2 separate regions of the Mus musculus genome follow, and region 2 is linked to region 1. The links are chromatin loops, found by intact Hi-C in ENCODE. Cell type or tissue: heart. All regions are shown on one strand. Links, peaks and the distances in the headings refer to the core of each region. The heading gives the core; the rest is flanking DNA.

What was found. Peaks named below come from ENCODE experiments on the same cell type or tissue, not always from the same donor. Only the 100,000 strongest peaks of a DNase experiment are listed, where the experiment ranks them.
Region 2: it touches region 1 in a loop (1.8-fold over the local background); 1 of 42 quality-filtered maps calls a loop at or near these places.

What each region holds. Positions count from the first base shown.
Region 1 is chr11:120,140,114-120,145,130 of GRCm38, reverse strand. Slc38a10 (solute carrier family 38, member 10) reads left to right here. Exons shown (of 17, transcript NM_024249.5): 3 at 3,486-3,531; 4 at 4,445-4,538. Among named protein-coding and RNA genes, the nearest start is that of Gm11769, 7.8 kb to the left of the region's middle. In heart, for the core only: a CTCF peak has its summit at 2,158 (motif pointing left); a DNase peak (open chromatin) is centred at 2,390; H3K27ac peaks cover 2,734 bases.
Region 2 is chr11:120,252,990-120,257,450 of GRCm38, reverse strand. The region is part of intron 2 of Bahcc1 (BAH domain and coiled-coil containing 1); the gene reads right to left. Among named protein-coding and RNA genes, the nearest start is that of Gm11772, 17 kb to the right of the region's middle. In heart, for the core only: no CTCF peak of the experiment used is centred there; DNase peaks (open chromatin) are centred at 420, 730, 2,160, 2,840 and 1 weaker place; H3K27ac peaks cover 2,388 bases.

The DNA of each region.
Region 1 (5,017 bases), core at 426-4,425:
CTGTGCCACCTCCTGGCATGGTGGTCCTACAGGTAGTATGGAGCCCTCTTAGGAAGCTGGACAGATGCCTCTTCTCGCTTGTCCTTCGTTCTCTTGATGGGCTAGGCCTCAGTGTGTATTTTGTACCACAGCCATCAGAGTGCTTGGAAGGCTCAGTGAGCCCCTTCTTCCCTCAAGGTACAGCAGCCCTGACGGATGGCCTGTGTCTGTGGGTGCACGAGAGTGAGTCCTGGGTTGGGTCATGAGCATAGGCGCTCTGTGGATAAGTTGGGCAGATGGCCTTGTCCTCACTTGGAGACTATGGAAGAAGGCAGGAATTTCCAGGGTCGAGTCATGTCTCGAACAAGGAGCCTGTTTACCATTTGCACTTGATGGAGGACTGGGGACCTTTTTCCTCACATTTAAGTCTTAACCGTATTAGCAGCTGTGACAGTGACCTGTCCCATAGCCCTCTCCCCCAGCTCTGGAGGATGAATGTCTGCAGGGTGCAGAGTCATAGCACAGTAGGGGTTGTTGATGAATTTGGGCACCCAGTTGCTTTGTCTGTTTTTGCTGTAGTGAGTTTGGATTTTTTTTTTTTTTTAAATAAACCTCCTGCTTCTGTTCCCAGCTCGTTTCATCTCAGAAGGCACGTTAGGGTTTCTCATGCATGATAAAACACCATGGCCAAGTCCAGTTGGAGAGGAAAGGGTTATTTTATCTTATGACTCAGGCCACACTCGGGTCATCCCTGAGGAGAGTTAGGGCGGGGAGTGAAGCAGAGACCATGGAGGGAGGGAGGAGTGTTCTTTCTAGGTTACTCTTCATGTTTTGCTCAGCTTGTTCGCTTGTACAACTCAGGACGTCCAGGAGCGGCAGTGCCCACAGTGAACCGGGCCCTCCCACGTCAATCAGTAATGAAAGAAATGCCCTACAGACTTGCTACAGGAAATCTGAGGGAGGCGTTTCTCAGTCAGGGAGAAGACAACACAGACATATCAGTGGCTGTTGGGAATCTCTCCTACCCTAGGAGTGTGTGCTCCAGGAGGGAAGCACCTTCCATAGCAGTAGAGACTGTTGGCATCCACCCAAGGTGTCATTAGTGAATAGTGGATGTCACCATGGTTCTGTGTCCCCATGGCCTACGGTTGGAGTGCCTCTCATCCTTCATAGGCCTAGAGTAGTGCCCACCAGGGCATGGCAGCTGAGTATTTCTTCCTGCATGCCCTTGAGCAGTGTGATCTGTGCACCTGCCATGTGGTTTGGTAAGCAAGACTGTGAGGTGGAGTCCCCTGACCCCCGTTTCTATGCTGTTGGAGCCTCCTGGAGCGGGCAGTGTTCACTGTGCACCTGCCCAGTGCTGCTGGCCTTGTGTTCCTCGGCAGTCGGGGCTGTGGGCCACTCTCCACCTCCTCCAGAAGTAGCTCAACTGAAGCCTTCCCTACCTCATGTGTGCCTACCTGGTCGTCATGAGCAGCAACCTCCTCCCTGCCTCATCTCTGTCCCTATCTGTTCTATCTTGAATAGCACCCCTTTCTTGCCTTGCTGAGTGTTACAGAGAGGCGGAGGATAGAGTCAGTTCTACCTGTTGTCCTGTGGCCCTGTTTCTCGGGTCTCAGATAGGTCAGCACAAAGCCTAGTCTTGGCCTGGGTTTTGCTCAGAGTGATCTGGCAGAAGAGAGTGCTACCTCCTGCTGATCTCTTGACTAGCTGGTGACTTGCATTTTCCAATAGCATCTTCTAGGGCAGAGTATTCTGTGTGCAGGAGACCCACTTTCCTGTCAGAGAATAAGGAGTGAGAATGGAGAGGGAATGGGCCAGAGGTTCCACCTTCTGGGGCAGGCTGGCTGTCCTAGAAACCACTTTGTAGACTAGGCTGGCCTTGAACCTAGAGATCTGCCTGCCTCTGCCTACCAAGCGCTGGGACCTAAAGGCGTGTGCCACCACTGGCCAGCTGGTCCTCCGTGTCATATGCTGAGTGTTCTGGCACAGGACTTGGAGCGGATCCTTTGGTGACATAGCAGCAGCTATGGATATCACCACCTCTGGAGTTGTTTTAGTGTTTTGAGATTTCCTCAAGTAACGTTCTGAAGTGTGTTTTAATTCTTGCTAGATGAACTCAAGGGGTATGTATGTTAGGTTCCTTCCCAGCTGAGTCTGGGAAAGGCCAGAGTGACCCCTGGAGGCTGAAGTCTTACTGTTCTCAGGCCAAGCGGAGGCTGGTGCCAGCTGTCTGCTTTTTTTTTTTTTTTTTTTTTTGCCAACACTGTGCCTCTTCCTCAGTTAGAAGTAACAAGGATTTTGTTTGGTTCATTCATACCCAGTGTATGTGTTTCCTGCTGTCCAACCTCAGAGGGCCACTGGCCCAGAGTAGGAGAGGAAACAAGAGGCAGGAAGCTGGGGCTGTGACAAGGCTGAGGCCATCCTGTCACATGCACTGCCTGTGGCTGCTCCACAAGACTAGAGCTTACTTCCTTTGCTCTCTCATCTGGCTGGACCATGGGGGAAGCGGTGGAGACCAGATAACTGGAAAGGTCCGCTGAGGACCAGTGAAGTCAGCTTTTATTCTCATCTGCTGGCAATAAATAGTTCTGGGTCAGGAAGGAAAGACGGAGGTCTCTTTCCTGGTAGGACACTGCTGTGGCCATGCATGCCAGCCATCATCAGGGCTCTGTCCCTGGTTGTCCTGGGCACTGGCAAGTCTCAGAGGACTTGTTCCTCCCTTTCCCCAGAGTGCCATGCTTGCAAAGATTCAGTTTCCTTCTGTAAGTCACAATCAGAGGACATCTATGAAGCCCTCAGCAGCATCCTTGTGGAGCAGGGCTCTGGGGCGAGGCTTGAACCTTCTGGACCCCTCTTAAGTTTTCCCTCTTCCCCTGTCCCTAAGTGGAGCTGGCTCTGCCATTTTCATACTGCTCCAAGCAGTTTTGTTCGCAGCAGAACCCAGTACCTTACAGGGTCCTGGCTTCCGTTTTCCCCCTTCATAATTCATAAGAAACTACAGAAACCCTTGCTTGTGTCTCCCTGCTGTGTCTGTGTCTCTTTGTGTGTGTGTCTCCTTGCTTTTTATCTCCCTTGCTTGTGTCTGTGTCTCCTGGCTCGTATGTCCCTTGCTTGTGTGTCCCTTTCTTGTGTCTCCTTGCTTTGCTCCTGCCTTGTGTTGTTTCATTTGGGGATGGTAGGTCTAAAGAAGGTCTGGCACCAGAGTTTAAAGTATCTCCTTATATCCATGAGACCTCAAGCAAACGGATGCTCGTCAAACTGCAGCACACAGCTTTTCTCGGTGGCTTTTTTTTTTTTTGTTGTTTTTTTGTTTTTTTCGAGACAGGGTTTCTCTGTGTAGCCCTGGCTGTCCTGGAACTCACTCTGTAGACCAGACTGGCCTCAAACTCAGAAATCCGCCTGCCTCTGCCTCCCGAGTGCTGGGATTAAAGGCGTGCGCCACCGCGCCCGGCCTCTCGGTGGGTGTGCGTTGCTGTCAGACTGAGCGGTTTCCTTTTCTCTAGCGTTCCACGCCTACGGCAAGGCCGGGAAGATGCTGGTGGAGACCAGGTGAGTGGTGCAGCCCTGCTGAGTCCATCCTTCTTACTGGAGCCTGTCAGGGAGTGAACACTGAGTCACTCGGGGAGAGCTTACAGCGTCTAATGTGCTTCTGAGGAGTCCCTCACAGTCAGCTCACTGTGACTTTACCTCACAGTGACTGCTGTCCAAGTCGAAAGCCTTATTAAGTCTTGCTAAGATGTACATGAGAATAAGAGACTTGGGAAGTACAGAAAAATAGCTCTCTCAGTATAGCTAATCTTTTTTTTTTTTTAAATTAATCGTTGTATTTGTTTACATTTCAAATGTTATCCCCATTCCCGGTCTCCCTTCCACAAACCCCCCACCCCAAGAACAGGTAATCTTAACGCTGTTATGTAAATTGTGTCCCCAACTCTGCCACAGAAGGGAGGCTCTAAATTGAAATGCCACTTTTTTTTTTTTTTTGGAGAGTAAAATTTTAATGAGTTGGAAAAATTTGTCAGAAAATTACACTTTTAGGCTTCTTAATCAAGGGATTGTGAACACAGAAGAAAACAGTTTTTAGAAGCAGTTGATTATTCTTTTAACTTATCTAATATTTCTGTACCTGAAAGAGTTTCGGAAGCTCCTGAGGAAGGGAACTAGGATAGCACATAGAGACTAGTTAAGTGTGATTTGGTATTTACCCAAGAGAGACTAGTTGAGTATGGTTCAGCATTTACCCCAAGAGCAGTGGAGGTCCCCCAGACACCCACGGTCACAGTTGCCTCCAGCCCAGCCAGTTTATGGCAGTTCCATGTCAGCAAAGCCCAGGAACTGGATGTGGTCCTGGGTGTCAGACTCGGGGTACCTGAGTCTTGAGTCTGCAAAGGTGCTCAGCTTTGATCACAAAGCAGCACCTTCTTAAATCTGACTTCAGAGCCCTGGGTGTCTTTCTTCACAGCATGATTGGGCTGATGCTGGGATCCTGCATTACCTTCTATGTCGTGATCGGTGACTTGGGGTCCAACTTCTTTGCTCCGCTGCTTGGATTACAGGTAAGACACTGTTAGATATCTGGTCTGTTTTAATCCTTGTGGTTGCTGCCTGATGCCTCCTTTCCTTAAGCCACCTGGGACCTGTGCCTGCCAGCCACTCAAGTTCCCTGGCTTGGATTTCAGAACTTTGCTCGAGTAGTGTCTGAGAGGCACCAGGAGAGGGAGAGAGAGAGAGAGAGCAGGCTGTGATACAGCCTGATGGTGTACAAGGTGGAGGCAGGGAGGAGGAGGGGTAGGACACAGCAAATCATTGTGCAGGTCAGATGCCTCAGCCTTCCAGCGGTGCTCATCAAAAGGCAAAAGAGGCCAGGCCCTCGTGCAGCTTCTGTGCTGGGCTGTTGATCGGTACATTGAGGCTGGGAGTTGGGGCCCACCCTGCTGAGGAAGACTCGAGGGCACTGCTCCCAGGGCCTGTGACATAGCTCTGTGCATCCTCCAAGCTTGCCACTCCCTGACTGTGAAGGTCCCACCTGTGAACT
Region 2 (4,461 bases), core at 1-4,000, 110 kb before region 1:
GCATCCTTCACTGGTGGGTGTCACGGACTGTGCCCCGTCTCTGCCAGAGTCCAGTCGTCAGAGCCAAGCCAAGGAAGTCTCCCTGGTTGCCATGGCTACTGGCTCATACATGTACAGAAAGCCTCTGCACACAGGGCTGTTCAGTGGGTGGTCTGGGCTGCAATGCTGGTCTTTTACCCCAGCATGTTGCTTGGGACCTTGCCACTTCCGTCCCTGGGCAGGCCGCCTAGTGCATGGCCATCTTGGGGTGGAGGGCAAAGCAGTGTAGGGTGGAGTCTGGCCAGCCCAAGGTGAGTCACAGTAGTAGCTTCCCGCCCAGGGGGCAGGGGAATTGGTATATTGGTGATGCCTCATCTCGCCTGGCGTGGCCCTGGGAACTTCCCAAACACAGGGTGACTCAGTAGGGAAGCAGTCAGTAGGGGAGGGGACTGCCCCTGTGGGACCCTGGCATCTCTACTGAGTTCCACTAGCTTCCAGCCTAGTGGTTGGAAAGTGGTTTCTTCCGCTCCTGGTCTGAGGGGATGAGGGGATGGGGCGAGTAGTGGAGGAGACCTTAGACATGGCCAGAGGAAGGGCATGTGAGTGCTGACCCGGGCAGGACTGAATGGGGTCCTCTGCTTTGTGCAGGCCCACGAAGAACATGCTGAAGGTACCCCAAGAGCCAGGGACTTCCCGAACAAGACCACATGGTAGGGATTGCCAAGGGACCCAGTCCAGACCACAGGCGTGTCCACACCAGGGGAGGAGGCTCCAGGCTGGGAAGGGAAGTGTCGGCCTCCCTGCCTTGCTCCAGGGACTGTGGGGGGCCATGCTTGTGGGCTGAGTGTGGCTGCCCCGCCTAGCTGGCCCCGGGTCTCCCAGGCCTTTCTACTTCTCCCGCCCCATCCCACCCCACCCCACCCCCGCACCCTTTTAGGGAAGCATCGCCATGGGAAGCAACGGAGTCCAAAAGTTGGGTCTGCAAAAGCAATTTCTCCAGGATCTAGGCCTGAGAATAGAGAACCTGGTGCTCTCTCACATCAGTGCACAAGGTGGCCGCAGTGCCCATGGATCCAGGAAACTGAGGCGAGGCAACAGCTCCCTCTGCAACCCCCGTCCCCTGGCAAGGAAGGGGGTCAGAAGGAAAACTCACTGGCTAAAATCCCCAGCTCCCCCAAGAGCCAGCCACTGGGTCCGGGCAGCTAGCCAGATGTCTGAGCAACTGGGCAGGCAAGTCAGAGCCCACTGTACCTCAAGCCATCATGTTCCAACCTAGGAGCTCGATCCTGACCCTGAAGCTTGGCTCCAATACTGTCTCAGAAGAGAGTCCTTCTGACTGGAGGCCTGAGGGGACAATTCAGCAGCCTGGTCAGCTCCCTACTCCACGGGCTGCTCCAGTGGCCTCTATTCTGACACGGGGGGGGGTCTCTTAGGGGGTCCCCTGTATCCTTCCACCAAGTCCTTTAAAGCAGGGGCTGCTGCCTGTGGAGTTTGTGAGATTAAAGGGATGGGGGCAGGGTCACAGGTCACAGCACATACCACCACCACCACCACCACCACCACCACCACCACCCCCCCCCCGCGCCTCGTGCGGGTTTCCACCTCTTTCCTCCCTCTCATGATGAAAAGCGAAGAGGGGAACACAGTCTGCTCACCCAGATGCCATGGGATCTGTCCAAGCAATAAAAAAGCAGCGGAAATCCCCTGCCCAGAGGTCACTGCCATGAGTGTTTCAAGGGACCCCCTTCTGGGCACTGGTGACTTTGGCACAGAGTTCTCTTATGGCATAGCCAACTTCCTGGGACACTGCTCCAAGGGACTTCATTCCCTGCAGCAGTTTGGGGTGGCCCAGGCAGGCCCAGCATAGACCACATATGGTCCTGACTCTGCCTGTGGAGGAGTGGGGCTCTCCCCACCATCCTTGTTCTGGCGGGGGGTGGGGGGGAAGAAGAGATCCTGCGGGCCTTGCCAGGGGACAGCCTCATGGTAGGTAGTGACCAACTCCTGGCTCCTTGAGGTTTTCTTCAGCCTACCCAGTCTCTAAGCAACCCAAAAAAAAAAAACCCAGGAGCAGGGACCTGTGTTTCTATTGTCACCTACACCGCTGAGGACTGCGGCGATGGCCGTGTGCCAGGCAAACAGAGCCCTGGGCAGACCTGGCAGCCACCTTCTAAACTCTGCCTGCTGACCAGGAGCCAACCTCAGACAGGGTTGGTGCAGTGGCTGCCTGGGATCCCAGTTCAGCTTGGGCCCTGGGCCAGGGCCACTGCCTCAGGCCAAGTCCGGCCAGGAAGTAGGCTGAAGGCTCTTTGCTCTTGGCAAAGTCCCCCGTCTATGAGTGCTGGTTACCAGACTAGGAAGGACACTGGGAAGCCTGGTACAGTGGACAAACCCAGAAGGGCTCCTGACAGTGAGTGGGGGGTGGGGGTGGGCTTCTCACGTCAGGCTCTCAGATCTTTACACCAACCGCACTGGTCCCAGGTCTTAAAGAACAGAACACATTCTACTCTGCACATCGCAGTCCCAACCCACAGCCCCAAGGACCAAGCTGAATAGGTCTGCAGAATGGAGCCATTGATCATCCAGTCACCTCTCTGTGGGACAAGATGAGCCCACTGCCTGAAAATCTTCCCAGGAAAGGTCTGGGAAGTGTGAGGGGAAAACGGCCTCTGGGACAGGCAATTCTGTGCATGTCAGACCCCACCAGCTGCTCTACTGGACAGCAGCTCTGGTCTCAGCTCCAGGCCCACCTCAGCTCTGCCCAGGACACCATGAAGGCCTGGCTTGAATGTCTGGCTGGCTGAGAAAACCGTGCTGGAAGCCAGCTTGCCAGAGGACCTACTTGACACACCTCAGGCAATGCGCGCAGAAAGCACAGCCCCATCCGTGGGAGGCTGCTCTGTCCCCACGCCAAGGCCAGCGACCTGCATGGGGCCATGGGCCACACCTGGATCACGGATGCTCTAGGGCTGCCAGCAGCAGGAGGGCTCGGGAAACTGCTAGACAGAGCAGAGAATGGCCGCTCGGAGGCCCAGGCCCCACACAGCTCTCAGATCCCTTTCTGAGAAGATGCTCTGCCGCTGCCGCTGCCACCACCGTGAAAGAGACCAAGTCACTGTGTTTGCCATGCTCCTTGGAGGGAGGGCTGACCATCAGCACCAGCACATGGGGAGAATGGACCCCTTAATGTCACTTGGGGCTACAGAGGAACTGCCTACATCAGGTTGGCTGTGGGTGCATCTGTGAAGATCCACCGTGATTATTAATATAGGAGGGCCCAGGCTGGCCGCCTCATTCCTTGGGCACATGGTCCTGGTGTGTGTGTGTGTGTGTGTGTGTGTGTGTGTGTGTGCGCGCCCAGGCTGGCCGCCTCATTCCTTGGGCACCTGGTCCTGGTGTGTGTGTGTGTGTAAAATCTAGCTAAACAGGAGCCAGCAAGCAGCATCCATCCATGGCTTCTTCATTGAGATTCCTGCTCAAGTTCCTGGCTTGACTTTCCACAAAGACAGACTACGGCCTGGGAGTGTAAGCCGAATAAGCCAAATAGTAAGGTTGTTTTGGGCCAGACCTGTTTAATCACACAAGAGAATGAAACCAGAAAACCGGAAGACCTCAGTGACCACGAGGCTTCTTTGTGGCCTGTAGGGGTAGCAACAACCTGCAGTGCCCAGGAGGCAAAAGTGGTCTACACGGCTAGACACGACTAACTCATGAGCAGGGGAGGAAAAAGAGACAGCCCTTTTCCTCTTGCTCATATGGCCGAGACAGTCCACAGACGTGATGTCATGAGACAACCTTAGGGTGCCTAGGAGCTTGGATGTGAAGGACCCTGGAGAACATCACCTTGAGGGTCTGGCAACCTAACACCGAGCCAAGGATCTCCCCCGAGGACCTGGCACACCAGAGCCCAGTTCTGGGCGGCTGGATGGCCAGGTGTTAGCTATAGCCTTCTGCCCGAGCACCAGCTCTCTGGCCAGGCTGTGTTGGCATTCTGACACTCTCCTGAGTCAGTGGGACAGGCAGAAGCAGAGTTACAGGGAGCGAGCATTTGTTTTGAGTTAAGCTAGCCTCTGAGACAGTGTCCTCCTCTTCTGGAAACTGTGAAATGGGTTGTAAAAATAACAAAAAAATAATAATAAAGCCACAGCTCCCTGAGATGGCAGCAGCTCCAGAGAAACAAGCCCCTTCCCAGGCTCTCTGGGCTCCTGTTGCTTCCGGAAGCCCAGCTGACTGGCTGCTGGCATGGGCCTTCTCGGTTCTGTGTCTGGCGGCTGCACCCACTGCCTGTGCCAGCTCCCACCCTCCTGCTCACACCCATTCAGACTCCCCTCTTCCTTAGGCTTCCTGCTCTGCCTCCCTAGGTCCCCTGTAGGGCTAACCAGGCAACGATGACATCAGGCTGGCCAACTACCCTGAGACACCAGGCTGGAGAGAGGTGAATCCTCAGGCATTTAAAGGGGAAGGGGGGCGGAGCTCTCCTCG